3 separate regions of the Homo sapiens genome follow, and all the other regions are linked to region 3. Evidence: chromatin loops called from intact Hi-C (ENCODE). Cell type or tissue: mammary epithelial cell. All regions are shown on one strand. Each heading gives the region's core, and the rest is flanking DNA. Links, peaks and the distances in the headings are about the cores only.

What was found. A loop is a pair of places that touch in the nucleus more often than their neighbours do. Peaks named below come from ENCODE experiments on the same cell type or tissue, not always from the same donor. Only the 100,000 strongest peaks of a DNase experiment are listed, where the experiment ranks them.
Region 1: a loop joins it to region 3, with 13 times the contacts of the local background. A loop is called at or near these places in 14 of 110 quality-filtered maps.
Region 2: a loop joins it to region 3, with 15 times the contacts of the local background. A loop is called at or near these places in 2 of 110 quality-filtered maps.

What each region holds. Positions count from the first base shown.
Region 1 is chr9:114,391,713-114,402,249 of GRCh38, reverse strand. WHRN (whirlin) reads left to right here. Exons shown (of 12, transcript NM_015404.4): 12 at 1-170. It overlaps LOC124902253 (a long non-coding RNA gene), which reads right to left. Exons shown (of 3, transcript XR_007061742.1): 3 at 10,181-10,537. It also overlaps a transcript of AKNA not described here. Among named protein-coding and RNA genes, the nearest start is that of AKNA, 9.0 kb to the right of the region's middle. RefSeq lists silencers at 3,512-3,811, 4,122-4,211. In mammary epithelial cell, for the core only: no CTCF peak of the experiment used is centred there; DNase peaks (open chromatin) are centred at 1,809 and 3,709; H3K4me3 peaks cover 1,193 bases; H3K27ac peaks cover 1,603 bases.
Region 2 is chr9:115,032,651-115,043,187 of GRCh38, reverse strand. It overlaps TNC (tenascin C), which reads left to right. Exons shown (of 28, transcript NM_002160.4): 18 at 847-969; 19 at 2,104-2,247; 20 at 4,808-4,927; 21 at 6,947-7,090; 22 at 7,854-7,984. Among named protein-coding and RNA genes, the nearest start is that of TNC, 80 kb to the left of the region's middle. RefSeq lists an enhancer at 6,603-7,802. In mammary epithelial cell, for the core only: no CTCF peak of the experiment used is centred there; DNase peaks (open chromatin) are centred at 6,287, 6,837 and 8,147; H3K4me3 peaks cover 147 bases; H3K27ac peaks cover 3,531 bases.
Region 3 is chr9:114,728,465-114,739,001 of GRCh38, reverse strand. No RefSeq gene overlaps it. Among named protein-coding and RNA genes, the nearest start is that of TEX48, 52 kb to the right of the region's middle. RefSeq lists an enhancer at 1-16. In mammary epithelial cell, for the core only: no CTCF peak of the experiment used is centred there; DNase peaks (open chromatin) are centred at 5,001 and 6,001; H3K27ac peaks cover 4,038 bases.

The DNA of each region.
Region 1 (10,537 bases), core at 1,774-6,773, 340 kb after region 3:
GGTGTTTATTATTTATTTCCCTCCCCATGCCCCTGGGGACCCCAAGGCCCCAGCTTCCCTCTGCACCCCCAGCCTATCCCAGAGGCCTTGCAGGTGACCAGCAGTGTCATTGTATTTATATACAGAGCTTATGACTTTAATTTTTCAATAAAGAAATCTGAACAAGGTTAGACGTCAGCGTGCTGTGTGGTTTACCTGGGTGGCTGGGGTTTCCATGTGGGGAGGGGTGGGCAGGACAGGTGGGGGCAGTCAGAGCACCACAGACCACCACCCCGACTGCCCGCATGGCTCCAATTGGGATACACGGTGGGGCGTGCAGGGGTGCTTGAGCCACACTCACATCTTGGAGCCTCTTAATTGAAGGCTTGAAGGCAAAACTTGACTATTTACAGATAATATTTTTAGATTAAAACCCACAAGTATATTATGAGGCAGAATGCACAATGTGCATGAATGTTTTAAATCTCAGATGCAGCCCATTCCTTTCCAGAAGCTGCCTTGGAGATAAGGATTTGTACCCAATCAATCGTCAAGAAGTGCCCTCAGGGCAGACCAGCAAGGAAGTGGGGAAGCAGGACAGGGAAGGGGAGGAAGCCAAGCGAAGGTGAGATTTCAGGCAAAGTCTGCAGAAGGCAGCTTCAGCCTGATCCCAGGAGGATCCCAGGGCGTACACTAGGCCTAGAGTTGTCTCCACTCAAGGCCAGAGGGCTGGACTTTGATGCCTGTCAGTCTTTAGACAAAGCCTACAGAGAGAGGCCATAAATTCCCAATCACTTCCTGCTCTCTACCTATGTGGGTCAAGCTGTTCCAGTAGCCTAGGACAGCGGGTGTCAGAGCAAAACATATGGGATGGGCTCGGAGGAAAAGGTTGCAAACATGGTCTACTGTACGGCCTCAGTCCCGGCCCCAGTGCTTATTCCTTCTGTCCTCAATATTTGTCTGGAAGATGGAAGAGTTTGAGAAATCCTGCTTTGTCCAGTTCTGTGTCCAGAGTTCTGCCAGAGGTGGGTTAGGGACAGTTGGTTCCATGCTCTTGTCCCAGATCCTGTTCTTGGCTGTCCTTGTTCTCTTTCCAGCCTGGGCAGACCACCTGAGACCTGAGCCATGGATTCCCCTGAGGCAGCTGGTGTTTCAGAAGGCACCCCTGCCATCCCCTGACAGGGTGCTGTTGACCCTCTGCAGGGAATGACCCTCCCACCTAGCAGCAGGAGGGCTTCGTTAGGCCTCAGATCTCCTGGCATTCAACTCCAAAGCTTGTGTGGTCATGGGCAAGTAATTTTACCTCTCTGAGCCTCTAGTTCCCCATCTATAAAATGGGTTTGGTAGGCTAAATAATGGCTCCCAAAGATACCCAGATTCAAATCCCTGGAACTTTGGAATGTTACTTTATATGGCAAATGGGATTTTGCGGACATGATTAAAGTCTTGACATGGGGTGGACCCAGTATAATCACCAGGCTCTTATAAATGGGAAGCAGAGAAAGATGTTAACAGAAGAAGACAAGGTGTGTGATGATGGAAACAGGTTGCTGCAGTGATGTGCTGTGACGATGAAGGAAGGGACCACGAGCTGAGGAATGTAGACAGCCACTAGAAGCAGAGAAAGGCAAGGCAGTGGGTTCTCCCCTCAAGAGCCTCCAGAAGAAAGCTGCCCTACTGTCACCTGGACCTGAAGCCCAGAGACTCATTTCAGACTTCTGCCCTCTGTAAGAGAAGGTATTTGTGCCGTTTTAATTTGTTACAGTAGCCATAGGAAACTAACAATGGAGCTGCCACCCCCAGCAGCTGTTAGTCACAGCCCCATGTCTGTACTTGGAAGGAGTAGGACAGGAATGAGTTTCTGGACTTGTTGCTTCTGGAATTCCTGGGCCTGACTCTGAGGCTGTAGCCCATTGAGTGTATGGGTTCCCCTCCCAGTAGAACTTTTAACCTAAAAACATTCCTTTGCAAGTGGTCTTAGAAAGGTCCAGTTAGTTGTCCAAAGTCACACAGCTAAGGAGGACAAGTTTGGACCCACAGCTGCCTTAAGCCTGGGTCTGCTCTTTCCTGCACCTGTCCTGGTGTCTTTTGAAGGGCCCAGTGTGGTAGGCTAAGGCAGCTTCAAGTACTGGGAGAGTGGGGGGAGGGTTGTCAGAGGTCCATCCTGGCCACATGTACCTGTGACCCTGACATTTTTACTCATGATGCCAATGTGGGGGTTGGGGGGAATGGAGTCTCAGGGTCTGCTTCTCCCTTGCTGGAGAATGCTGGGCAGGTTACACAATGCACCAAGCCTCGGTTTCCCCATTCTGTTCAAGAGTCAGGACCGCCATGCTGCTCAAACCCAGAAAAACACTTCACTTCCATGACCTGTGTGGAAAAACACCTTGGGCCCTTCCTACACTGACATTCCAGGGCCAGAGCCCAGAAGGATTAGCTAAAATGTTTGCCCCTTTCACAGAGCAGGCCCTTAGTGGGTAGAAGCTGCTGCTAAACTTACTACTAAATATGTGTCTAGGGAGTAGCAGGCAACCTGGGGAACTGGCAAGTGCTTTCTACCTGGAGGAAAAATTCCAAAGCATTCAACTTTGGATGCAGCTGGATGAGGGACCTTGGGCAAGTCTCTTCTTGCATCAGGACTTATTAACCCTCTTGTGTTAATAGGGTCGGTCAAGGTGCTCTTTAAATTAGTACCACTGATTTATTTCTGACGGGCCTGCCATTATGTTTATTTATTTACTCTCAACAACCGCATAAGATGTGGGTATGAATCCCATTTGCCTGAGGCTCACTGGCAGCAAGTGGCAGAGCTGGGGCAAAGAGCCCAGGTGAGTTGGACACCGTGCATCCTTCAAGGTGTGTGTGTGGTGGACAAGGTATGATGTCTGTGCTGCACTCACAGCGGGACCTTGGAAAAGTTCTTGTCCGTCTTCGGGCTGGGTTTCCATGCTTGCCTGATGGGGAGTTGGACAAGAATATACTTGGGGGCGGTGGTGATAATACCTACCTACCTCATAGGAGACGACTGAACAGCAGAAGAGCTTCCAACAGGTCTGACCCATAATTTGTGATCAAGAAAAGTTTATTATTACTGTTACTAAGCAGGCCGTTTCAGCCATGGAAGTTTGTGATTTCCTCCTCACTGTGGCTCTGTGCGATCTTTTTTTTTTCTTTTTTCTTTTTTCTTTCTTTTTTTTTTTTTGATGGAGCCTTGCTCTGTCGCCCAGGCTGGAGTGCAGTGACGCAATCTTGGCTCACCGCAACCTCCGCCTCCCAAGTTCAAGCGATTCTCGTGCCTCAGCCTCCCAAGTAGCTGGGATTACAGATATGCGCCACCACGCCCAGCTAATTTTTGTAGTTTTAGTAGAGACTGGTGGGGGTGGGGGGACGGTCACCATGTTGGCCAGGCTAGTCTCGAACTCCTGACCTCAGGTGATCTGCCCGGCCTCCCAAAGTGCTGGGATTACAGGCGTGAGCCACTCTGTGCGATCTTGCGTAAATGCCTTACCCTCCGCAGACCGGGCCTCGATCTCCGGGTCTGCGGTGGGGCTGATTGCAGTAGGCACACACAGCCTCCCAGGTCTGAGATTTTCATCCTGCAGCAGGGTTTGCGCTCCCTATGTCCGAGTTCCTGGGGGCGGGCCGTGGCGGCGGCCTTTCGGTGATTGGTGCGCTCCCAGAGGCCCCGCCCCCCCCGGGCCGCCCCCTGCTGTCGCGGGCGGGCCTCAGGGATTATGCAAAGGAGCCACCGCCCCGCCCCGCGCCCGGATTGGAGGCCTTTGTTTGCCGCTCAACTCCAGGAAACCACCCGCGCTCGGCGGCCGCCAGCAGGTGAGACTCGGGGAGGGGCTCGCGGGGCGTCCGGGGTGGTCCCTGTCCCTCGTTGGGACTCAGTTTCTCCGTCGGGAGAATGGGGAGGGAGAGTGGACAGCGCCAGTGGGCTCCGTTCCACTGGGACGGCGCTGCTTTCGGTCTTTTCCACGTGGAAACCCCACGCGCACGGGGAAGGAGACGCATCACCGCTCCGGGAATGGGAGGGAGCCCTGGACGGGCGGTATGGGCCCCAGTCCAAACCGTGCCGGCCGCGGGGTTCCTCAGTCTCCACCCTCCGGCCTCAGTCTCCACCTCTGCACAATGGGGGCGTTGGCTTTTTCTCTTTCCAGCTGGGGCTGGTGGCAGGGAGGGGAGGGGTCCCGGGGGAGCTCGGGGGTGGGCCTTGGCGGGGCCTCGGGCTGTGTTTGGGCTGGAGGCGTGGCCCGGGTTGCTGTGGTTACTGGGGAGGTGAGGCTTTCTGTCTGGGATTTGTGTGAGATTCGTTCACCCAGCAACAATCCGCGCAGCCTGGCGGCCCTCGGAGCCGCGCGCGCTTCCCGGACGCCTAACGCAAGTTTCTTTTCCTCTTTTTGTCGCGGGGGGGAAGGTAGAACAAGGGCCAGTGTCGGGTAGGCAGCCCTGACAATGGTAGGAACTGAACGGGCTGCAAAAATAAGTCCAGTTCCCTCTTGGTACACCTGCGGAGGAGAATGAGGTCCAGAGAGGGGGCGCGACTGGCCCAAGGGTGCACAGCAGGGAGGCGCAGAGCTGGGCTCTCCCCAGTGTGATGGGGCTGGCACAGGCAGAACCAGAGTCTGCTTGCTGCGTGACCTTAGACGACACTTCCAAAGCTCCTTTCCCGGGCTTTTGTTGAAAGAAATGACGGATTGGAGTCCATCATTACCTATGTTTAAAGACCTGCTTCTGAGATAGTCGGAAGGGAAAATTGCTGATAACAAACCTGGGCTATGTTGGAGCAGAGAGAAGCTGAGACAGGCTGCAGTGAAAAGAGACATTGTTCCTGTCCTCTAGAACAGAAGGAGAAGAAATGGGCTGGAACTGAAGCATGAAAGACTAAAGTTAGATACATACAGGGACTTCCCAAACGACTTTTCCAGGCGCCTTCTCTGGAATTGGTGGGTTTTATTTGGGGGCTGTTTTGTTAATAAAACAATGGCTGCCCATCTGTTAGAGAGGGCCTAAGTCTGGTTTACTTACTAACAAACAGGGGAGCGGAACCTATGGTGTTTTGGGACTCTGGGTTTATTCCTGGGGCAGTCGTCTCACAGTTCTTCTGCAGGAGGGAGGCGATGTCCACGTGGGGCCTTTGCCTCCTAAAGTCCAGCCGGTTTGCATTTAAAACATGTGATTGGGGCTGTTTGTTGCAAGGGGATTTCATCAGCTCCCACCGTCCTGCAGACTCTGCCAGAGGCGCTAGGATAGGGGTTTCCAGAGAGACTGGGAATGGTCCCAGCTACAGGGCCGTCATACTGAGAGGGTGTTTTGGAAATTGGTGCACAACATGGACACTTCAGTTTCCCCCCGTGGGGGCGTGGAGAAGGAAAAGTATTTTTAAAGCATTCACATCCCCAGTCGAATTCCTGGTCCTTTTTATGTTTCCTCAGTCCTGGAAGGTGGGAATGATCTGGAGACCAGGAGTAAGAAGACCTGAGTTTAGATCCCCAGCCTGGATTCAGTTCTGAGTGCCTCAGTTTTCCCTTCCACAAAATGAGGTTGGTAATGCCCACTTTACCACCATTTTTTTTTTCTTTTTTTTTTTGAGATGGAGTCTAGCTCTGTCTCCAGGCTGGAGTGCAGTGGCGCGATCTCGGCTCACGGGAACATCTGCCGCCCAGGTTCAAGCGATTCTCCTGCCTCAGCCTCCTGAGTAGCTGGGATCACAGGCGTGTGCCACTACACCTGGCTAATTTTTGTATTTTTAGTAGAGATGGGGTTTCACCATGTTGGCCGGGATGGTCTCGATTTCCTGACCTCATGATCCTCCCACCTCGGCCTCCTGAAGTGCTGGGATTACAGGCGTGAGCCACCGCGCCCATCTACTTTACCACCATTTTAAGGCTTGAGTGAGGTGGCATCATAAGAAACTTTTGCTCAGTCCACATTCTAAATAAATGAGGAAACTGAGGCTCAAAGAAAGGAAGGAATAATGACAACAATAATACCATTGGTATTATTAGCTAATATCATAGGTAATATTTATTGAGTGCGACATTCTAGCCGCTGTGCCAGGGCTTTTACTGCAAGAAGTGAGGTTTGGGAGGGCAGGAGCTCTTATCTGTTTTGTCACCATTGTTATTCCCTAGTGTCTACCTAGTACAGAGCCCTACACAGAGTAGGTGCTCAAAACATTGTTGTTGATCATCTAGATTATATCAGTTACGTGATGTTGTCGAAGTGGGTGTTATTGTTGTCCCTCTTGTACAGATAGAAAGCCTGAGGTTCAGAGAGGTAAAGCCACTTGACGAGAGTCACACAGCTTCTCACTGGTGTTAGCGCATCCTTACTTTGGGGTGTGCAGGGTGTGCTGGTGTCAGCTCGGGAGAGTGGATTGTGCCCATCTCTTCCCAGTGCAGCATTCAGTGATATCAATAGCTTGAAATTGGCATGGCCAATTTCAGTAAGGGTATTTAACACCATCAAAATTAGTAACCACCACAAATCAGGGCTTTTTCTTACTTTTTTTTTTTTTTTTTTTTTTTTAAAGACAGCTGCAGGTGAAGGGTGTTGGGGGATGGAAGACCAGCCTTGCTTCTGCTTGGCAGCCTGGAGTTGGGGGCTTTTTGGCAGAGCCAAGTGGAGCCAGGCCAGAAGGCCTGCGCCCCACTGCAGCTCCCCTAAAGTATGCGATTTGGGAAGAAACCCTTTATGAGATGGCTTTTGTAGTGTACGGTGTGAGTTATGCAGTGCAGCAGCCCCTGACTTGGGAACAGGTTGGTATGAGCCTGAATTCCAGGCCAAAATGTCTGGCCTTTAACCTGAAAGTGACAGGAGCCACGGATGGTCGTTAAGCAGGGGAAAAACCTGACAGGATGGTGCCCTAAGATTTGTCATTGTGCCAAGGGATTGGGGGGTAAGTCAGGGTGGGTGATAGGGAAGAGGTGCGGCAGTTGGCCAGGGGAGCCAGGAGGCTAACAGAAGCTCCTCATTTTCTGAGTGTGTCCTGCGTACAAACACATTATCTTGTTACTTTACACATGCATGCCTGAGGGAAGGAGAAGCCTCTGTCTGTAGATGAGGATATCAGAGAAGTTCTGAAACAAAACAGCAAAGGGCTGATCTACCCAGGCTTCCTGCCCCCAAAGTCTCACATTCTCACTCCTCCCTCCCTCCTGCACCCCAGCTTGCTGTTCCATCTTGGCTCTGGGCTTCCTTGCCAAATGTCAGGCGAACTCCAGCTCCATTGCCGAGTGAGACCTTCTGCGCCCAGTGCCGCTCCCACACCAGCCCCTAGGTCCTTGCCAGCATTCTCCCCCCAGCCCCCCCACTGCCAGCTCAGCTTTTTCTGGGGAAGGAGCCTGGGATCAGGGCCAGAGTGGGATGTCCAGCTGTCAGTCTCCTCGGGGTCTTGGGACCACAGCCAAGGACCAGGACTGAGGAGGGGAGGTCTCAGGGTCTAAGAGGCACACTCAGTCCCCCACTAAGGATTCATCTGGAGGATAATGCTTTATTTGTGGGTACAGACCCAACTGTGCCTTAACATGCTGTGTGACTTTGGGCAAGTTGTGTAACCTCTCTGAACCTTTCTTCATCTGTTAAATGCCTAATTATTTATGAGGATCCAATCCAGCAACACATGCCATGCCTCCAAATGCAAAAAGTGGCTGAGGCTGGGCGCTGATTGCTTCCTTTCCTTTTAGTGATTTTCATGTGTTCCCACATGTTGCATAATGGCTGTATTGCAGAAAACAACATATTGTATTAGAGTTTAAACAGAGGAGGAGAAGGTGTGGGGGTTACAGAATGTTATAGGATGTCAGAGCTGTAAAGGGCCTCAAAGAACCCAACGATACATTTCGCCTTTCACAGGAGGGGCAACTGAAGACGGAGGTGCCCAAGGTCAGAAGGAAGCACCACACAGAGGTGAGGTGGTATTCGTTTGTTTTGTTTTTAAGAATAGTACATGTTCATTTCATTCTTATTTTTAAAGCAACTGTTATATTTGAAAAATACCCAAAAGGAAAAATGGTAAACTTCCCTATCAAAAAAACTTGCCTATAATTCTACTACCTAGTGATAATGATTGTAAACTTTTTTTTTTTTTAATTGAGACAGTTTCACTGTCATCGCCTAGGCTGGAGTGGGGTGGCACGATCTTGGCTCACTGCAACCTCTGCCTCCCAGGTTGAGGCAGTTCTCCTGCCTCAGTCTCCCGAGTAGCTGGGATTACAGGTGCACGTCACCACACCCAGCTAATTTTTGTATTTTTAGTAGAGACGGGGTTTCGCCATGTTGACCAGGCTGGTCTCGAACTCCTGACCTCAGGTGATCCTCCCGCCTCAGCCTCCCAAAATGCTGGGATTACAGGTGTGAGCCACGGCGCATGGCCTGTTGTAAACATTTTAAAGCATGTCTTTCTCTTTCTTTTGCTTTCTCTCTCTTTCTTTTTCCTATCCTGTCTCCTTCCTTTCTTCCTCCTCCTCTTCCTCCATATTTTACTGTTTTTTTTTTTAAGTGGACTCAAACTAGATATATATTATTTTATAACTGGCTTGTCCACTTAACATAACAAAATTTTTACATTATTTGATATTCTTCAATAGCATGACTGTTAACGGCAGCTAATATTATTCCTTTGAGTGGAACTATCACAATTTCTTTCAATGATCACCTGTTACGGGACACTGCTATTGTTTCCAACCATTTTACCTATTGCAAGTTTCAGTTGCAAAGTGATTAAGATCACACTGTCCAGGGCCGGGCACGGTGGCTCACGCCTGTAATCCCAGCACTTTGGGAGGCCGAGGCGGGTGGATCACGAGGTCAGGAGATCGAGACCATCCTGGCTAACACAGTGAAACCCTGTCTCTACTAAAAATACAAAAAAAAAAAAAAAATTAGCTGGGCGTGGTGGCAGGTGCCTGTAATTGCAGCTACTCAGGAGGCTGAGGCAGGAGAATGGCATGAACCCGGGAGGCGGAGCTTGCAGTGAGCTGAGATCGCGCCACTGCCCTCCAGCCTGGGCAACAGAGCGAGACTCCATCTCCAAAAAAAAAAAAAAAAAAAGATTATACTGTCCAGATTCAAACAGCTTGGTTCAAACCAGCTTCCTCACCTATAAAATAAAATGGGCATCATAATTTTTCCCTCCTTGGATTAGTATGAGGATTAAATAATGAGATCTGAGTCCATGGAAAGGCTTTTATAAGGTATTTGACACATAATAGGTGTTCAGTATAGTTTTGCTGTTAGCAGTCCCTTCCTGGCACGTGCACGGTTTGTTTGACTCTTTGAAAAGAGCATGAATTTGAATTTATGTATGTGTTTTCCTCAATATGGCCACACCCTCCTCATAACCCTTATCTCAGTTGGCTGAGAAGGGGCTGTTTGTTCTGCTCCTTAACTACTCAGAGTGAGGACAGAGTTTCTAGCTGGGTCAGTGAGCCCTGGAACTGGTTTAAGGGTCGCAGGGAAGAGGGTCACAGGGAAATGTCAGCACCTCCCTCCACTTGGGAAAACTGCTTCTCCCTTTTTGTGTCCAGGACTCATCGCTAGACCTGGGGTTGATATTGTGGAAGCTGTGGATGAGGAAAATTAAACTCAGTCCTGCAGGGAGCAGGTTGTAGGGCGTTTCACGGAAAAGGCAAGGCCATTTATTTGTGAACAGTCATTCTGTGCCAGCTGGGCACTGGGGCCAAGAACTTTTGGCACATAGTCTCATCCGTCATCCCAAGAACCCAGTAAAATAATTATTGGTCCATGTTACAGATGTGGAATCTGGGATTCAGAGAGGTTAAGCAGCTTGCCCAAGGCCACACAGCTTCCAAGGGAGAACATGGAGTTCTCTGTTTGCCCACAAAGCCCATGTGCCTTAACACCTGTGCTCTGCAGCCTCCTGTCTGCATGGCATTTCTGCCTGGGTGGGCAAATGGAATAAAGAATCCAGGAGGTTTAGCATTAGAAGATAATCTCTGATAACCTCAGAGACAATCTCATTAAGCCGCAGGTTCCAAAGCTCAGAGAAAGGAAGGTGCTTATTCCTGGTCACTCAGGCTGGAACTTGGTTCTCTACTTCCCTAGCCAGGCTTCATCATTTCTTCTTGGTTCACTCTGGAAATCCTCACCTGCCTCCTCTTTCCCTCAGACTCCCTGTGGATTTTTTTTTTTTTTTTTTTGACAAGCGTCTTACTCTGTTGCCCAGGCTGGAGCGCAGTGACATGATCTCGGTTCACTGCAACCTCCGCCTCCCAGGTTCAAGTGATTCTTGTGCCTCAGGCTCGTGGGAAGGGCTGGCAGGGTTCTGCAGACACAGCCATGCACATGACTGTTGCTGGTAAAAGGGTGAAAGTCATCAAGCCCTGGCAGTAGGAGTAAGAGGTTTTTTTTGTTGTTTTTGTTTTTGGTGTTTTTTTTTTTTTTTTTTTTTGAGACAGAGTCTTGCTCTGTTGCCCAGGCTGGAGTGCAATGGTGCAATCTCGACTCACTGCAACCTCCGCCTCCCAGGTTCAAGTGATTGTCCTGCCTCAGCCTCCCAAGTATTACAGGGAGGATTACAGGCACCTGCCAC
Region 2 (10,537 bases), core at 3,291-8,290, 300 kb before region 3:
AGCCTGAAAATTGTTTCCTGAATTCTCTGGGTAGGCATGGTTAGCTGAAGAGGGCAAAAATCGCAGCCAAAAAATACACAGAGAAAAGCCAAAGGAAACTGGGTTTTGAGGGGAGGTATTTTGGGAGGCAGAAACTCCCCCTGGGCATGGCTTTTCTCACAGGTAGACCCAGCGTCCACTGGGTGTTTGCTTTGGTGATGAGCCTGAGGTTGTTCTCTTGGCTTTGGACCTCCTTCCAGTTCTAGGAATGGGTTTGCCCAGGTCAGTGTTTGTGTGAACGTTATTTCCAGGATTCCAGGCTGTGCTTGGCTCTGCTGCCTACTCCTGGGACCCAGAAAGATCACATCACAAGAATGTTCATGGAAGCCTTGGTTTGGTTCTCTGTAAAATGGCTATAATCACATCTTTTTGGGGGCTTCTACAGGAGGATTAAGCCTTATAAATTGCAAAGAACTGTACAGTTGTCAAGTCTTAGTATTATTTAATAAAAGGAACTAGAAAGCAAAGATTTAAGAAAATGTTAAAAATCAAAAATGAACGGGGGTCACATTCCAATCTGGGAAACCATTCTCCCACGATTCCTTGGAAGTCAGCTATGGTCCTATCACTCCCCTTGAATTAGACCAAATGACTTTTCTACAACCCTGGGCCCTGTACCTGAAATGAAACAATTGGTCCTAGCAAGTCACAACTTAACCACAGATCACCACATTCTCCATCCTAAAGGCTTGGCTCAGACACAAATTCTAGGCACTGAGTTTTCCTAAATAAGGAATTCAGGAAGAACCATTGATGAACAAGACAGTTAACTGTTTCTGGGCTTCTCTTGTGCTTTCTTCTTGACAGCCATGGGCTCCCCAAAGGAAGTCATTTTCTCAGACATCACTGAAAATTCGGCTACTGTCAGCTGGAGGGCACCCACAGCCCAAGTGGAGAGCTTCCGGATTACCTATGTGCCCATTACAGGAGGTAGGAGACTCGGAAAGGGGAGAGAGAGGAGGAGTGTTGTGGGTTTGGATGGATTCATGAAAAAGACCCTGATAATTTTCATCCTCTAACATCATGATCAAAGAAAATGAATTCTTTATTTGTGAGACCATCTGGAGAGAAGAGAACTCATTTGTAAAGTGCTATGAGGTTCTTAGAAGAAACTTTCTTGTGAAGGGTCACTTGAACAAGACCTTTTTTAACCTTGAAATTATAAAATTCTATGAGAAATAGATCTCTAGTATTGTTTGCACACAATGGCAAAAGATTCTAAATATATTGGCATTTCTCTCCCTGCGCACACTCATCTGAAAAGCTAGTCTTGGATATATGTGAAGTTTTACCTTTGGGTACCAAATCTGTCTGTCTCAGCAAATGATGGCAAGCTGTGCCTTAGAAAATTTGTGAGTTCTAACTCAAAGCGCATGGGCTATAATAGAGACCACAAGGAGGAAGCCCAGTCAAATCTGCCTAAAGACACTCTGGCAGGTAGTAAGCTACCTGTTGCTGAAAGTGTATAAAGAGAGGATGGTTAATAACCTCTTCACAGGAATGCTGTTTTGTCTCTATAGGAAGTCTGACCAGCTGATGTGCAAGTTCTTCACTAGCCCCCAAATTCTAAGAAATACAATTTCTGTGTTTATTAATAAACACTGCAGCACAAACTTGACTATAATCAACTTTCTTTTCTTAAGTAGAATTTCCTCTAGTAAGGGAGTCTATAATCCTAAGCCAAGACAATGGGTGCAATAGATCTGACATACATTACATAGTAAGCTTCCCATATTGTTTGTGGGGAAAAATAATAAGATAAAATTTGCACAACGTGCCAGCTCTCTACTGAACGGAAACTTGCCATTTTTAGTACGTTGTGACTTCATGTTTTCCCCCGCCCCTCCTGGCTTTGTTTTTGGCATCTGCACCAATAGAAAAAGCATACAAAAAGTAAGCCTTCTTCCCTTATGCCAGAGGGTAGGAGCAAATGAGAAGTCAAGAAAGTGGTGTTTGATGAAGATATAGTTTCATTTCTAAATCAGATACACTCTTTTTGGGGGCAACAGTGAATAAGTGTCAGTGAGGTTCATTATTCCTCATCTTGCTTTTACTGTGTTCCAGGTACACCCTCCATGGTAACTGTGGACGGAACCAAGACTCAGACCAGGCTGGTGAAACTCATACCTGGCGTGGAGTACCTTGTCAGCATCATCGCCATGAAGGGCTTTGAGGAAAGTGAACCTGTCTCAGGGTCATTCACCACAGGTGAGTTGGTGGGGTTGTGTGTGTGTGTGTGTGTTACTATTTTTCAGAGGTCACTTGTGCATCCTATGCCATTTCTCACCTTCAGCCTTGTAGCTCATGACTCAGCAGCTGGAAAAAAAGGGGGGTTTTATTTATGAGATCCTAGTGGAAAGTGAACTGGATTTAGAGTGCCAGAGGCCTCTCTTCTGGCCCATCCCAGCCTCTGGTGAGCTGGGTGACCTTAACCTTGTTGGGCCTCCATTTCCTGGACTATTGTGAAAGAAAAAGTCCAAGTTTGGGAGTCATACTTACCTGAATTTAAATCCAAATTCTACCAACTACATGAGCTATCAGTCCATTTTACTAGGGTCCACTTTCCTTCTCTGTAAAACAGACACAATTCTGCTTCCCTCACAGGGTATGGTAAGGATCACATGAAGCTGTGTTTGTAAAGCATCCTGAAATACAATTGTTCATGTTAGCCCACCATCACCTTCACCTCCCCGCCTATTGCCTGGAACCCTTGTGAGTGTCCCTCAAAGCAGGTGTTTCACATGAGCATGTGATGGTGACAGCTACAAAACAGCTCCTCTCTATTTGGTGGCTCTTGCATTCCAGGCACTGTTACTAAACCCTTCACATTTAATCCCCACAGCTATTATCATCCCCATTTTACAGAGGAGACAACTGAGACAAATGAAATACCTTGGCCAAGCCCACATAATTAGTAAATGCTGGAACCAAATTTGAACATAGGTCGGTCTGACTCCAAACTCTCTATCCTTCTAAAATAAAGAGTTCCTTTCCTAGTGTAACCTGATTTGTACAGTACACTGTAAAGAGGGGAAAATAATGAATTGCATTGAAGGAGAATGAAGTGGAAAATTTCTCTTCAGACAGCCATGTCTCAAAACAATTTATCCTTTGATATGTGAGCAATTATCCAGTCCAACTCATTAAGGGATACAAAGAATAGACCTCATAGGAAATTTTAAAAATATCCTCATAGCCTGAAAGAGTTGACAACACACAATTAAAATATCCCATCTGAACCCAGAGTCCCGTCCACCCTGCCTCACAGGCCCTTATTTCCCCAAAGAAATCTTTCATCAGTGGATTCTCCACGGCAACAGATGGCAAAAGCTGAACGTAGTTCCTCCCAATGCCCCATTGTCATCACCAGTTAAAGGAGATTCTGTCCATGCACAGTGAAGCAGGAAGGAACTCAGAGTGGACAATGTGGGCTCCCCAGTTGCCCTGCCACATCCTGGCTCTCAGACCAGTCATTTCATCCCTCAAGGCTCAGGTGCCTCTCTGTGAAATGAGCTGAGGATAGCTTCCCTCCACCCTCGCCAGGGCTGCTGGCATGGGCACAATTGAGTAGTAAGTGCAAAAGCAAGAGGAAATGGTCAGATTCATGCTGGCTTCTGAGAAAGTGATGTTGGGTAGTAGGAGAGGTCAGTTAAAAGAGGCCAGGGATAAATATCCTTTGAATATCCATCCTTTCTCAGAACAAGTCATTTGAAAACCATACTTAAGACTTCAAATACCTTTAATAGAGATCTTAATAACAACTGCAAGTATTGAGAGCTTTCCCTAGTACATCTTACACATCACACATTGCTTAGCTAGTCTTTATTAACTAAACAGTCACCCTTTGGCAGCTGAAGAAAGTGAAGTTTGGAGAAGGGAAATGAATTTTCCCAGGGCACAGAGGCACCAGGCAGAGAAGCCATGGTAGAACCCGGGACCACCGGCCTCCAGAGCCTGGCTTTATGTTCTCTGCAAGCCATCTAAGGAGAAATACCACTCAAAGCTCAGAAAAGGCTCGGGGCCAGGTGCGGTGACTCACGCCTGTAATCCCAGCACTTTGGGAGGCCAAGGAAGGTGGATCACCTGAGGTCAGGTGTTCAAGACCAGCCTAGCCAACATGGTGAAAAAACCCATCTCTACTGAAAATACAAAAGTTAGCTGGGCTTGGTGGTGCACACCTGCAATCCCAGCTACTTGGGAGGCTGAGGCAGGATCATTGCTTGAACCCGGGAGGCAGAGGTTGCAGTGAGCCGAGATCGTGCCACTGCACTCCAGCATGGGCGACAGAGTGACAGTCTGTCTCAAAAAAAAGAAAAGAAAAAAGCAAAGAAAAGAAAAGAGAAAAGAAAAGAAAAGGCTCGGGCAGTCTTAACTATGCAAGTCCCCTCTGTGTAAGTTCTTTCTCTGGGGAAAGTAATATAAACAATAATAATTCTTGTCATGTGTTCAGCCTTGTTCAGTTTACACAGCTCCTTTCCACCCATAATATAATGGAAAAATCAAAATAACACTGAAGATGAAACCAGCCAGAATTACTATCCCTATTTTACACATGAGGATATAGAGGCCCAAAGTAACTGAGCCAGCAAGGGAGGGAGTCATTACTCAAAGCCAGGTCAGGCTGGCTCCAGGCTTAGGTCTCTGAACCATTCCATGCAGCTGACACTGTCCTAACATCAGGACTCCATAAGCAGTGTGGACAGCAGAGCAGCTAGAGTCTGATGTCCCACCCAATGACTTCCCTCCTGTCCACCATCTTTCTTTGCAGCTCTGGATGGCCCATCTGGCCTGGTGACAGCCAACATCACTGACTCAGAAGCCTTGGCCAGGTGGCAGCCAGCCATTGCCACTGTGGACAGTTATGTCATCTCCTACACAGGCGAGAAAGGTAAGGTTTTGTCCAAGTCTCTCCTCACTCTAAGGAGTGTCTTTCCTGCTGTAAACTCTTCCCATTCGCTCTTCTCCCTGCCACATTTGGTACAGGATGATAAAAATGCATGGGTAGGTTGAAAAGGCCAGTAATGTTCATGTGGCTCCCAACTGAAACCTCAAGGGAGTCTGGTAGGTCATTTAAAATAAAAATAAAAATACATCTCCAGCCTCTACATGTTTTCCTGGCCCATTCCTCCTCTCCTGTTAGTATCTCTGCCTACCAGTGTGAGACACCCCGTTTAGGAAACAGTTGTCATCTTTTACAAAGAAGAAAACCAGAATCTAAAATCTTAACCAGACCGCTTCAGGCCATACTGAGCAGTCTCAACTTTTCAGAGACCACAAAAGAAGCTAGTTTTAGCAGATTTAATTAAAAAGTCTGAAATTTTAAGCCAGGTACAGTGGCTTACATCTGTAATCCAGCACTTTGGGAGGCCAGGGCAGGTGGATCACTTGAGACCAGGAGTTTGAGACCAGCCTGGCCAACATGGTGAAACCTCGTCTCTTCTAAAAATACAAAAATTAGCTGGGCATAGTGGTGCATGCCTGTAGTCCCAGCTACTCGGCAGGCTGAGGCAGGAGAGCTGCTTGAACCTGGGAGGCGGAGGCTGCAGTGAGCCGAGATCGCACCACTGCACTCCAGCCTGGGTGAGAGAGGGAGGCTCTGTCTCAAAAAAATAAAAATAAAAAATAAATAAATAAATAAAACAGAAATGTTTTCTTGTTTGGCAACCATCAGTGCTAATGTACCCAGTTGACAGATTAAACACTTGTTTAGAGCACCAGCAAACTACAGCTGCCAGAAAGTAAAATCAAATATAAGTAAGAGACTGGAGAAAGAGAGAGTGCTTTTCAATGAACCCCTCCATTTTGTAATGAGCTACTCTAGAAATAATTGTGTAATTTCAATTTCCAGGTATAGGTAAGTTTCATATTTTATGGTTTGGTATTGTTTTGCTCTCAGTGACAATATGAGCAGGCACCAGCGTCTGTGCCTGGAGCCTCTGAAAATTTTCATTCAGTTATGGTAACCAACTAAGAGAGGTCTTTTTGAGGACAGAGCACAGGTAGGGGTGGGGAACTGATGGGGAGGAGGGATGTTGGGTTTATTCTTTTTACTCTTTAATTCTTAAATAGTCCCTGTGAGCAAACTCTTCTGAGTCAGGAAAGATGGTGTTGCACCTAAAATGAATCAGGTATAGTTCATGGGAACCATGGAGATTGTAGATTCAGGGCAAACAAGGGGCTTGGTTCAGAAGAGGGGGTGGTGCTCACAAATGATGAGGTAAGTTGACCAACTTGTCCCCGCTTGCCTGGTACTGTCTCAGTTTTAGCACCAGAAGTTCCACACCTAGGAAATCCCGCAGTCCCTGGCAAACCAGGATGGTTGGTCACCTGTGAATAGGAAATAAACACATGCCCCCAAGCAATGTGATCAGTATTGCTTTCCACCACTGGACATGACCCAGCAGGCCTGAGAGATAGTGGCCAGGCTCTGGTGCAGCTACTGCTGTCCAGTTTTTGTGACCCCTCAGCCTAATGACTTGATGACACTTAGTAAATTATAAAAGGGCATGTGAAAAAGTGACAAAGAGAGGAGAGCATGCATCAGGACAAATTAAGCATGGGCAGCAGGCTTGGGGATGTCCCCTCCGACCGTCCTCTACCTCGGTCTCAGTGGCAAAGCGATTCCAGCCAGTACCATGTGGGAAAAAAATCTCCTGACCCCCAGTTCCCCTTCCTTCTGATTTGGGGCCTGGAAAAATTAAGTCTCCATATGAGAAATCCTTTACGTATGAGGTGAGTGCTCAAGAGAGAGAAAGAGAGCGTGAGTCATTTCAGAAATCAGACCTGCTTTTCCGCAGGGTCACTGAAAGTTTCGATGTTCGAAGGAGGTGTGTATGTGGTTTGCCAAGCCCACTCATGGCTCAGACAGTGAGAGGTGACTGCCTTGGTATGTGTATTTCATGTTTAGTGCCAGAAATTACACGCACGGTGTCCGGGAACACAGTGGAGTATGCTCTGACCGACCTCGAGCCTGCCACGGAATACACACTGAGAATCTTTGCAGAGAAAGGGCCCCAGAAGAGCTCAACCATCACTGCCAAGTTCACAACAGGTACAAAGACACTGAGAGCTGGAAGCTCTCCCTTCTGGGGTGCCCACCCACAGCCTGCATCTTAAACAGGAACCGCTAGCCAGTTCTTCTTTCTTAAGTCAGGGCCTTGCAATGTGATTACATCAGCATCACTTAAATTCACCAGTGCCCACTCAGTCAAGGCCTGAAGAAACACACTATTTCCTTTTGAACTGAAATGACCTTGGTCTCCCCACGGGGAAGGAAAAGATTTTAAGAGGAGGGCTTTGTAAGTGGAAAAACAGTTCCCACTGGCCCTAAACCTAGTATTTAATGATCCACGTTCCAGGCAGGAAAATATTTTTGAAGAGGCATATTTTTTAGGCAATTTTTCCTAGATGTTTGTTAGGTTTCTATACATTGAGAGCTTTTTACAAACTATAGCAAGCAGGGAAACAGAGGAACCATCCTCTCTGTCAGGGTGAGTATTGATATTAGCATTCATCCATCCTCTTACTTAGAAACAAGGGGCTTGATAATGATGTTCACAGCTGTATACTTCTCTCTAAATCCAACCAAGGCCAGTTAGAAACATCCAGCCCTTAGGATGAGATAAACCATAGAGAATTTGTCTTTGGAGATCATCTGGCTCAACCACCTTATTTATACAGAGGAAGTTCTTGCCAAAGGTCACGTAGTTCAGTGGTAGGGAAAGGACTTGAACCCAGTCTTCTTGATACCCAGCCCGAATTTCTGCCCTACATTTGCTGATCTTATCCGATATTAATCATCCTGTCTTCTCCAGACCTCGATTCTCCAAGAGACTTGACTGCTACTGAGGTTCAGTCGGAAACTGCCCTCCTTACCTGGCGACCCCCCCGGGCATCAGTCACCGGTTACCTGCTGGTCTATGAATCAGTGGATGGCACAGTCAAGGTATTTTAAGTATATAACAACTCCTCAATGCTAGTTGAAGCATTTGCATGATCTTCAAAGTATGGAAGAATTACCTGATGCTGTTTTTCTACCCCAGTGCATCTGGGGAGCTGAAAAAAAAAATTAGTAGAGACTGGATGGCATGCCAGACCTTCTGAATCATACTCTCCAGCCTCTTTCATTTTAACCAGACTCCAGTTCTGATAGGCAGCCAAGATCAAGAACCACTGCTTACAAGACTTGAGGACATTTTAGGAGCTGGAATCTTGATCCTTTAATATTTTGTTGAACAAAGGCCAAAAGGTTTCTCTGCATGTTTGCCATATGTATTATCTCACAGATGGTATCTTTATATTATATATTGTAATATGTTTCACCGTGTTCTTATGATATCAACTGTTAATACCATTTTTATCCAGTGTTTATATTATTTATATTCGCTACCCAAGAATTTTCTTTCTTTTACCTTTTAATTTGAAATAACTTTAGATCTTCAAACAAGCGAAGGAGATTTCCTAAACTTTACCTTCCAAACTTGTTATTGAATTTTTCATTTTGGTTATCTCACTTTATATTTCCAAGATCTTTTGCTTGTTCTCCACACATTGATCTTTTTCTGGCATTTTGTTTGTGCTTCCTATATCATCATCTCTTTATCTCTAAGAATATGTTGCTGGTATTTTATTCTATATCCTGCACAGTGTTTGTTACAAGTTTCTTTGTTTTGCTGCTGTTGTTGAGTTTGGTTTGGTTTGGGTTTCTGTCTTTCATGTTGGAGACATCCACCCAATGTCTGTTGATCATGGTCTGTCTTTTTGTATTTGAACTAGGAATGAAAGAGCTAATAGGGAGTTAGCTCAGGCAGGGCTTGTCAACTTTGTGGCTCCCTGCAGAATGATTGGGCAAGTACCCACAGTTTTCTTGGGGGACCCCCAAATAACAGTGCCATAAAACCTGGCCTCTCACTGTGTACAAACTTTCATCTTATTATGTTTCCAGTGTAGCACCTCGGCCTCCTTGAAGGCTGAGCCTGGTGGATTTGAATCCGGACTTCCTCTCTGGCTCAACCTTTCCAGAGAGTAAACCTCAGCCTACCATCTGAATGGGAAAGGGCAGTCATTTAGACTGTTGGAGGGAATGAGGAGATCTTAGAGTCTGTTTCTTACAAAAAAGCTTCTAAACAAACCAAACCTTTGTTCAACCACACTCCACATTGGCCTTTAAAGACATCTCTGCTTTTGTACACATTCCTTTACTGAACTTGCTGGACTCTGTGACTTGCACCAAGCAGCCTCTGACTAGCTCTGCCCATGCTCCTTAGTTAACCTCAGCCTTCTTCATTCATTCCCCTCCATGGTCTCTCTACCACTCACTTTCTATCTACCAAGTTTCTGGCACACCTGTTGCTGTCTCCTCTCCCATTCCCCTCATCTTCATGGATTTATACCTTACATTCTCTTGCTCTCTTTTTAGTGGGTTTTAGAAGCAAGTAGAGATGAGTGGCTGTATCCAATCTGTCATATTTAACCAGAACTGGACACATTGCTAATAACTATCATGCCCCTTCCTGGAATTGATATAACAATGAACTATCTCACTGTGTGAGCTGAAGCAAATCCTTTATCTTCTCTGGGTGTCAGTGTTCCCATCTGTAAAATGAATGCCTTGGACTTATCCATCTTTAAGGTCTTCTCCTTGTCAGGCATTCTAGGATTCTGTGTTTACCTGAATCATGAGTCTCATTTTGATCTAGAGTACCCTAATTGCCTAGAAAATGGCTTTGCACAGAAGCCTAGAGAACTGACAGGTAATTGTATTCCTAAGTAATTCAATGAACCCAGCTTTATCCCTGACAGTTGATCTTTCCCCCAGGGACTAGAACTGGGGGGCTGCAAAAAGGCCTCTGGGTATTAAATGAGCACTCATCCCAGTTTACTTTTCTGCATGTCCATTCACCAGCTTTACATGTCTTAGAAAAAAAATCAACCTGGTATAGGAGAAAAGAGTCCTGGACAGGGTGTTGGGAAACCCGCATGCAAGATCATCCTCTGCCTCCAACAATTTATGGAATGAGAGCAAGTCTTTTAGCTTCTCTGAAACTCAATTCTCCCATTGAAGAAAACAGGATAAGGTACCTTCCCAGTTCCCAGGATGCAGGAGAACCTTCCAGGGGCTTCTGCACTGATGCATGACTGCCCAAACTAAGCTGGCTGTTTGCAGGTTGTAGAGAAGATCGTTGTGCTTGGTTTACTAGGAGTGTAGGTTGAATTCCAATCCCAGACACTAAGGTCATTTGCTGAAAAGAATTGGAAGCTAGCAAGAGGGTGTGGAAAGAGGATTTCCTGCAAACTGAAACCAATGACCTCCTCTGTACAGCAGCACAGAGACCAGCCACAGACTACAAGTGTAGTTAGAGTTGGTCAACATCTGTCTGTCATGGATATCTCTGTTCTAGAAGAGAGACATGTGAGGTCAGCTTAAGTTTTAATCCTACCATGCCTATGGGGCTATTATAATCATCTCCTAACTCAAGAGATCCCCAAACTGACTGCA
Region 3 (10,537 bases), core at 2,418-7,417:
TCAAACGGGCTGCAAGGCTACAAAAACAGAACTCACAGAATCGTGGAATTTCAGAAGTGAAAGAGATCTTTGACACCATTTAGTCTAACATCCTCATTTACTGATGGGACAATGAAAGACCCAAGAGTGAGAGTGACTTGCCTAAGGTCACACCAAGGACAACTGTCAGAGCCAAGGCCAGACCTCAAACCCTCGACCCCCATCCAGGGCCAAGGTCCTTCTCTCTGCCATGAAACACCAAACCTTCATGTTTGTGGTTCATATCCCTACATCCCTGAGCCCTTGACCCAGCTCAGCCATGCTGTCAGCAGCAGCAGGTTAGCTGGATTCTGCCCAAGATTGGGTAATTTCCCCACCCAGTTATATTGTCAAAAAGTTATGTTATTCTCTTTAAAATGTACCATGTTAATGTTTTGCTTTTGGTACAAATAACCCAAGCTATAACTATGGCAACTTCTTGGAAACATGGAAAGAAAACACTTCTCAGCTGGGTGTGGTGGCTCACGCCTGTAATCCTAACACTTTGGGAGGCTGAGGTGGGTGGATGACGAAGTCAAGAGATCGAGACAATCCTGGTCAACATGGTGAAACCCCGTCTCTACTAAAAATACAAAACTTAGCTGGGTGTGGTGGTGGTGTGCCTGTAGTCCCAGCTACTTGGGAGGCTGAGGCAGAAGAATGGCTTGAACCTGGAAGGCGGAGGTTGCAGTGAGCTGAGATCACACCACTGCACTCCAGCCTGGGTGACAGAGTGAGTGAGACTCCGTCTCCATTTAAAAAAAAAAAAAAAAAAGAAAACACTAGTAAGCATAACTGGATAATTCTAAGAGAAAAGAACAACAGAATACCTGATTTCTACACAAGTTAGAGAAAGACCCTTTATTTTAAAGACCAATCTCTGCCACAGGTGTTTATCTATGAAGCTAGAACAGTTCAGAGGGCTTCAAAGCAAACCCTCCTCATGCCAACACAGCTGCCAGCCCACGCATGATTTCCATAAGAACCCACACTCAAGCAGTTCCAATTTGCCATTTTAATAAATGCCGAAAGAAGCGGTCATGTTGGGTCTTTGCAATGGAGAGGAAATGTCCTTTTTAATGGGATTTTTGGAAGTCTTTATTTTCTAAGTCCCTTTGGAAACTAAACACACATAAACACACACACACACACACACACACACACACGGAAAACTTCAACCAAAGTAGGATTCAAATAAGCCACCTGAGTTCTGTCCCCAGAAAGAGCAGGTGGGGGAAAAAGTGGTAAGTAGGTGAGGTGATGGATATGTTAATTAGTTTGATTTAATATTTTATGACATGTATATATATAACCATCACATTATACCTCTTAAACAGATACAATTATTATTCATCAATTGAAAAAAAGAAAAGAAAGGAAGGAAGGATAGAAAAGAAAGAAAGCAAAGAAGGAAGGAAGGAAGGAAGGTAGGGAGGGAGGGAGGGGAAGGGGGGAGGGAGAGGCAGAAGGGGAGGGGAGGGGAGGGAAAGGGAGGGGAGAGGAAGGAAGGGAGAGGAGGGGAGGGAAGGCAGAAAGGAAGGAAGGAAGAGAAAGAAAAAGCAAGAGAAACCTTGAGTGAGTCACTTGTCCTCCCACTCTCTGCATGGCCTAGCTTTCTCGTTGATAGTAGAGGGCCATCAGGTAGGCCCTGCTAGCTTTGCAGGGCTACTGAGAGAATCTAGTGCAGGAGTCCCCAGCCTCCAGGCAGTGGACTGGTACTGTCTGTGGCCTGTTAGGAACCAGGTCACACAGCAGGAGCTGGGCGAGCATTACCACCTGAGCTCCCCCTCCTGTCAGATCAGCAGCAGCATTAGAGCACAAACCTTACTATGAACTGCGCATGAGAGGGATCTAGGTTGTGTACTCTTTATGAGAATCTAATGCCTGATAATCTCAGGTGGAGCAGTTTCATCCCGAAACCATCCCCTCAACCTTGTCAGTGGAAAAAAATGTCTGCCACAAAACCGGTCCCTGGTGCCAAAAAGGTTGGGGACCACTGATCTAGTGGACTTTGTCCAAAGATCACAAAGCAACACAAATGTACAGATTTTTAATCACCCACAGTGGAATAACCTGGCCATTCCTCTCATTTCTTGACGAATCCCTGAAGCTTAGCCTGATTCACTGCTCTGTCTCTTTACTATTATCACTCAATACTAACAATAGCTGATAGCAGCATTATTTTATGAGGTTTGCATGAGTTGAATCAATCATCACAAAAACTCTATAAAGATGTCACTGTTAATCATTACCACTCCAAAGATGGAAAAACTTAGGCTCAGAGAGGTTAAGTAACTTATCCAAGATCGCACAACTCATAAGTGGAAGAGCCAGGGTTGAACTCAAGTCCACCCAACTTCAGAGTCTATGCTTTTAAACCCAACCCCACTCTGAAGATCATCAATTACATATGTGTATGCAGACCAACTTCCTTATCATCCTAGTTAAATTCCAGCAGGGACTAGGACTTCGGGTATCAAAAGTCAAAAATCACTCAAAAGGTTCTGTTTTGGGTTTGAGCCCTGGGTGGTATCCCCCCAGAGGCACATCTAAATTAAGTTTTCATAATCGTTCTAAACATTTTTGTGTCACTCTGCCTCCTTCTAGCAACATAGGCACAGATACTTAATCAGAGCCTGATGGGAAGTAATACCACATTGGAAGCACATTTGGCTTTTTCTCCTTCTGAAAGCAATATGATATTTTTAGAAAGAATAAAGGCTTGGGAGTAAGACAGACCTGGATTAGAGACCCAACTCTGCTGTCTCTTCTACCTGTGTGATCTTGAATGTTATTCATTCTGGGTCTCATTCCCCTAAACTTGAGAAATGTAGAGAATAACATCAGTATCATATTGTTGTCATGAGGATTAACTCAGCCTCAGCTAGAGTTTTTAGCACTGTGTCTGGGAAGCACATAGCAGGCATTTAAGAAATGACAGCAATTAGTAGACAACCAGCCTGCCAAATACAGAGGCTTCCTTTTCTCATGTGCCAACCCCAGTAGCAAGAGGTGAGAGCAGACACTGGGGGAGAAGGAGACAAACATCTGTGACCCACAGCATCCCGTAGCAAGACATGCATGGGTTTTGGACTGATTCCCAGCTCTGTTTTGTGACTTGGGCAAATTACTCAATTTCGCTGAGTCTCAATTTCCTTCCCCGTAAATGGAGGCAATATATCTTCATTACATACCTTCACATTGTTTACCACCTAGTCAAGAAATCAGGATATAGGCGTGAAAATAAAAGGAAGATTACAGCATCTCACATATGAGCTTTTAAAGATACTTCAACGAAAGCTACTGAGTTAAAGATTCTGAACTACCTTTATTTATCGTAAGAAATGAGATAAGCTACAGGAGCTGCTAATGATACAATAAAAGATCAGTTTCTGGAATGTCCTATGACTAGATTGTTTCAAACAAAACAATATTTATTTGCTTAATTTTACTCAAAAAGAGAATTACTTTCAAGCATATTTTACATTTGTACATATCCTTCAAACTTTTTAAATTATAAAAGCATTGTAGGTACATAACTAAGAGAAGCTATTGTAATATACAATAGGAGACATGCACAAGAATGTCAAAAACAATATTCTTGGCAAGGAACCCAACTATCTACCAACAGATAATAAATAAATTATGGTTTTGGTTTTGGTTTTGGTTTTCGAGACAGAGTCTCACTCTGTCGCCCAGGCAGGAGTGCAGTGGCACGATCTCAGCTTACTGCAACCTCCACCTCCCGGGTTCAAGCAATTCTCCTGTCTCAGCCTCCCAAATAGCTGAGACTACAGGTGCATACCACCACACCCAGCTAATTTTTGTATTTTTAGTAGAGACGGGGTTTCGCCATGTTGGCCAGGATGGTCCCAATCTCTTGACCTCATGATCCACCCCGCCCCCCTTGGCCTCCCAAAGTGCTGAGATTACAGATGTGAGCCACCGCACCTGGCCCTAAATTATGTATTTATGCAATGCAACGCTGTGCAGTGAAGACAATGAAATTATAGCTCCAAGCAGCATGGATAAATCCTAGAAGCATAATATTGAATGAAAAGAAGTAACTCTTGGAGTACTACATGTAAGTGTGATACCACTTTTAGAAAGTTAAAACACAAACGATCCTAAATTAGATCATGTTTAGGGGGTACATAGAGAAGTACTGAAGCCCTATTGTTAAAAAAAACAAAGAAGGCCAGGCGTGGTGGCTCACACCTGTAATCCCAGCACTTTGGGGGACCAAGGTGGGCGGATCACCTGAGGTCAGGAGTTTGAGACCAGCCTGGCCAACATGGCAAAACCCCGTCTCTACTAAAAATACAAAAATGAGCCGGGCGTGGTGGCACGCCTCTAGTCCCAGCTACTTGGGAGGCTGAGACAGGAGAATCACTTGAACCCAGCAGGTGGAGGTTGCAGTGAGCCAAGATCACGTCACTGCACTCCAGCCTGGACAACAAGAGCGAAACTGTCTCAAAAAAAAAAAAAAAAAAAAGAAAGAAATGATGTTTTTTAATTTCAGGGTAGTACTTACTGCTGAAAGACGGGTGAAGGAATGGGATTAGGAGCAGCACGTAGATCAATTCAATAGTATTAGAAAAGTTCCCTGTGCGCGGTAGGTTTATCCATTTAAATGTGATTCTTCATAATTTAAAGTAGTCCTAGGGGATACATTCCAAGAACCCCAGTGGATGCCCGAAACTACAGACAGTACCAAACCCTATATGTACTATGGTATGGCTTTTTCAAGACATACACCCCTAGGATGTTTAATTTATAAATTAGGCACAGTCAGAGATTAACAACTAATAATGAAATAGAACAATTATAACAATATGCCAGCATCGCTACTCTTGCATTTTGAAAATGAGGGTCACTTGAATACCCACACTGTAATACCAAGACAGGTTTTCAGATAACTGAAACAGATACTAAATGACTAATGGCCAGGGAGCGTATACAGGGTGGATATGGTGGGATGAGTCATGTCCTAGGTGGAACAGAGAAGGATGGCACAAGTTTTCATCACTCAGGGTGACGCACGGTCTAAAACTTAGGAATTGTTTATTTCTGGAATTTTCCATTCAATATTTTCAGACTGCAGTAGACTGCAGGTAACTGAACTTTTTATTTTATTTTATTTTATTTTATTTTTTGAAACGGAGTCTCGCTGTGTCGCCCAGGCTGGAGCGCAGTGGCGTGATCTCGGCTCACTGTAAGCTCTGCCTCCCGGGTTCACGCCATTCTCCTGCCTCAGCCTCCCGAGTAGCTGGGACTACCTGAGTAGCTGGCACCCACCACCACGCACAGCTAATTTTTTTTTGTATTTGTTTTAGTAGAGACGGGGTTTCACCGTGTTAGCCAGGATGGTCTCGATCTCCTGACCTCGTGATCCACCCACCTAGGCCTCCCAAAGTGCTGGGATTACAGGCGTGAGCCACCGTGCCCGGCAGGTAACTGAACTTTTGAAAAGCAAGACTGAGGACAAGGAGGAACCACAGTACTATATATCTACACATATAGATATGCACATGCATACATATACATAAACTATAATTCCATAATATATGTAATAATGTCACAGTGATAATGTAACTATCATTATGTAACATTATCTTATATATAAAAATATTACATAACATTTTTAAAATCCAAGCTATTCAATGTTGAACTAGGAATTTGATTTCCTTGCTCCTGACCCTGTACTGTTATTGTCTTAAGAATTTATTTTCCCCTGCTTTTCTTGAGCTGTATGGAATTTTTTTCTTATGTCTATTACTTACTTATTTACTAATTTAAAAAGAAATACATTAACGACCTAAGATTAAAGGCTATAAACTTAATTACAGGAATAAAGCAATCCACAAAGGCTACTCTGGGTTCATTCTTCAAAAGTCACATGACAGAGGGTGAAGATTATAATAGCTCTGGACACCAGGGATGATGCATCAATACTCAGAAGGTGTGGCTTGAGCTAACATCCATGCCAAGGCTATTACGACTAGTATATTTCCACAGGCCAAGACTGAACAGGTTTGAATTCCCAAAGAGTTCAATGCATTCTCCTGTGTTATAAGCAGATCAAAGAATAAAATCACTGTTTTGCTGCTCAGGCTGCCGTAACAAAGTGCCACAGACTGGGTGGATTAAACAACAGAAATTTATTTTCTGACAGTTTTGGAGACTGGAAGTCCAAGAACAAGGTGTCAGAAGGCCTCTCTCCTTGACTTGCAGATGATCAGTTTCTCACCGTGTCTTCACATGGTCTATGTGAGTCTAAACCCTAATTTCCTCTTCTTAGAAGGACAACAATTATATTGGACTACAGCCCATCCCAATGACCTTATTTAATCTTAATTACCTCTTTAAAGACTTTAATCTCTAAATATAGTTACATTCTGAAGTACTGGGGGTTAGGATTTCAACATGAATTTTGGAGTACACAATTCAACCCCTAACAGTCACCAAGGAAGCCCTCCCTGGAAAATGATAGGCCTGCTTATATTTCAAATTAGACCAGCATTGTCTAAGAACATTTTGCATAATAATGAAATTGTTTTATATCTACACCATCCAATTGGGAGATGTTGGATATGTCTATGACCTTGATTGTGATGACAGCACAGGTGTGTGCCTTTTGCCCGAACGCAACAAATTGTGCACATCTGTATGTGCAGGTCTTATATGCCAATTACATCTCAACAATGTTATCTTTAAAAAAAGAAAGACAAATGTTTCCTGACTGCACTTACATGAGGTATCTAAAATAGTCAACTCCTAGAATCAGAGTGGAATGGTGGTTTCCAAGGGGCCGAGGGAAGGGAGAAATTGCCCCCATGTCTTCCTTCAAAATGCCAGCTCCTTCCCACTCAAGGCCTTTACACTTGCTATTTCTTCTGCTTGGAGGCATCTCCCCCAAGATCTTTGAATGATGGTTTCCTTCTTGCCATCCAGGCCTCATATCAAGCACCACCTCCTCAAAAAGCCTTCCTTCATTTTCCTGTACAAACTAGTGGAAATATACTAGTCTTGATGGCCTTGGCATGGATGTTAGCTCAAACCACGCCTTGTGAGTATTGACACATCATTGCTGGTGTCTGGGGCTATTAGTCTTTACCCTCTGTCATGTGACTTTTGAAGAATGAACACAGAGTAGCCTTGTGGATTACTTTCTTCCTATATTAAGTTTATAGCCTTTATCCTTAGGTCCTTAAGGTACTTCTTTTTAAATCAGAATAGACAGGTTTCCCCTAATCCTATCACTTCATTTTTTTTCTTTTTCTTTCTTTTTTTTTTTTTAAACAGGGTCTCACTCTGTAGCCTAGGCTGGAGTGCAGTGGCGCGATCTTAGCCCACTACAACCTCTGCCTCCCAGGATCAAGCGATCCTCCCGCCTCAGCCCCAGCAAGTAACTGGGACTACAGGAACATGCTACCATGCCTGGCTAATTTTTTGTACTTTTTTTTATAGAAACAGGGTTTCTCCATGTTGCCCAGGCTGGCCTCAAACTCCTGGGCTCAAGCAATCTGCCCACCTTGGCCTTCCAAAGTGCTGGGATTACAGGCATGAGCCACCACACCCCACTTCATTTTATTTTTATTATATTTAATCCTATCTGACATCATCTTGTTTATTTGTTATTTATTGTCTGCCTCCCCTTCCCCATGCCCACTGTATCACAGGCTCCATGAGAGCAAGGACTTTGTCTGTCTTGCCTGCTGCATTCTTCCTGGTTCCTGGATAAGGGATAGGATCTCAACAAATATCCCATGAAGGAAGGATGGCTAGATGGATAACTGGCTGGATGGATAGGTGGGTGGATAGGTGGATGGATAGATCGGGGTGGAGGTGGGGGGTGGGTGGGTGGGTGGATGGGTGGATGGATGGGTAGGTGGATGGGTGGATGGATAGTGGGTGGATCGATGGATGGTAGAAGGGTGAATGGATGATGGACAGATGGATGGATAGATGGGTGGATCGATGGATGTTAGAAGGGTGAATGGATGATGGATGGATGGATGGATGGATGGATGGATGGATGGATGGGCGGGTGAAAAGATGGAAGCATGGATGGATGATGAGTAGATTGATACCCCCTAGAAAGCCAGCCAACAGCCTGGGCCTCAGCCAGTCAACAGAATTGAGGAGACCACATTGCACCCAGAAATCCAAGCAGACATTCACAGGGTAACTGATTATTTATGTGGAGTCCCACAGCTTGCTCACTTTCACAGCCTCATCTGAACAAGACAGCATCTTACACAAATCCCCCTCCCTGGAGTGAGGAGAGAGTGATCAGGTGTCGTTGGTGCTCACAAACTTAACAGTTCTGGGGAACTAACCTGGCACCAGACACACAATCTATAAAACTGCTCCTGCCCAATGTAAAATAATTTAGTTCTGAGGAGTGTACCCAAGGAAATAATCCCAAAGGAAGGAGGGACTGGTGAGGAGTAACTTTATATCTTTATATTATAGAGTAGTGTTTTTAAAAAATCGCAAACACATAGCAACAAGAGAACAGATAAGCAGCTTGTGTGGCACATTATATAGGTACACAATTTTTTATCTGAAATCTTTAGGGCCTAATGTATTTTGGAAATCAAAATGTTCCCAATTTTAGAAAATCTATTTTTGCTTATATTCTATTGTATATCATACCCAGCAGAGTCTAGGGCGATACATCAAAGACACTAGTAGCAGCAGCAAAACAGATACACAGTCATCATAAGTGGGATCAATAAAGAATACAAATAGCCTCATATCTGTTCAGGTGAGGTTAGGAAAAAGAACTTTCTCAGCAGAAGAACTGGTTTATGAAGCTTCACAGATTTCAGAAATGCAGATAAGAGATGTGGACTTAACTAATTTATTTTTATTTTACTTTAAGTTCTGGGCTACATGTGTAGAACGTGCAGGTTTGTTACATAGATATACATGCGTCATGGCGGTTTGCTGCACCTATTCAACCGTCACCTAGGTTTTAAGCCCAGCATGCATTAGGTATTTGTCCTAATGCTTTCCCTCCCCTTGCTCCCCACCCCATGACTGGCCCCAGTGTGTGATGTTCCCCTCCCTGTGTCCATGTGTTCTCATTGTTCATTGACAAGGGCACAATGCAGACTTTTAGGCTGATGAGAAGATTGGCTTTCATTATGTGGTAATACTGAAGAACTTATTTGAAAAAAAAAAAAAAAAGAAAGAGAAATAGCACTGTCGATAGAATATGCTCCATTGACATGTAAAATAGATACTAACAAGGACTGGGAGAGGACCTGGGCCATGGATTCTCAGTCTATGAGGCTGGACGTACGTGGATGAAAGGAAAAGTGAGGGCACAGGTAGGTGTGGGAGGTTGAGGGGTTGCAGGGTAAGACAGACCAGGAAACAGGGCATCAAAACTGCCGCCTTCTTCTTGATATTCCTCCCCACTCAGAGCCTCCCAGAGAATGGGGAAGCCAGCACAGAAAACCAGGACTCTGTTCAGCAATAGAAAAGGGGTTGCAGGGCACCATTCTACGACATGCACTATAAATCACATGCAAAGATTTTTAGTGGGGTCCCTTGCTGGGGGCACCAAAGGAATGTTCTTACCAGGGCCCAAATCCATTCTCAGTGGTTCCAACTCTATTGCAGTGAAGACCTCAGGGAACTCTGTCCACAGGAAACAATGTCAGAGGTCCTGTTGAGTAAGTAGCTGACCTGATTTTTCCTGGTGCAGACAGAGTTGGTGGAAGCAGGTGATGCCAAGGAAGTTGCTCTGATCTGAAATTTGGAAGGCAAGAGCATTCATCCTGGGTCAGCTTTCAAAACATCCTTTCGAAATATGTGGTCTCCCTCTTCAGTCTCTCCTTATCCCAAGTAAATAAAACTCCAGGTGCCATTTTTAAATTTCATTATTTTAATTGACGTATAATAATTGTACCTATTTACAAGGTACATAGTAATGTTTTGATACATATAATGTATAATGAACAGATTAGGGTAATTAGCATATGCATCGACTCAAACATTCATCATTTCTTTGTGTTGGGAACATTCAATATCTTCCTCCTAGTGATTTGAAACTATATGATATGGTTTGCCTCTGTCCCTACCCAAATCTCATCTTAAATTATAGCTCCCATAATTCCCACTTGTTGTGGGAGAGACCCAGTGGGAGATAACTGAATCACGGAGGCAGTTTCACCCATTACGTTCTGTTGATAGTGGATAAGTCTCATGAGATCTGATGACTTTATAAGGGGTTTCCCCTTTCACTTGGTTCTCTTTCTCTCCTGTCTGCTGCCATGTAAGACGTGCCTTTCACCTTCCACCATGATTTTGAGGCCTCCCCAGCCATGATGAACTGTGAGTCCATTAAATCTCTTTCTTTATAAATTACCCAGTCTTGGGTATGTCTTTATCAGCAGCATGAAAACAGAATAATACACTAAATAATATATTATTGTTAACTATTGTCACCCTACAGTGTTATAGGATGCAGAACTTACTCCTTCTATCTCACTGTAATTGTATG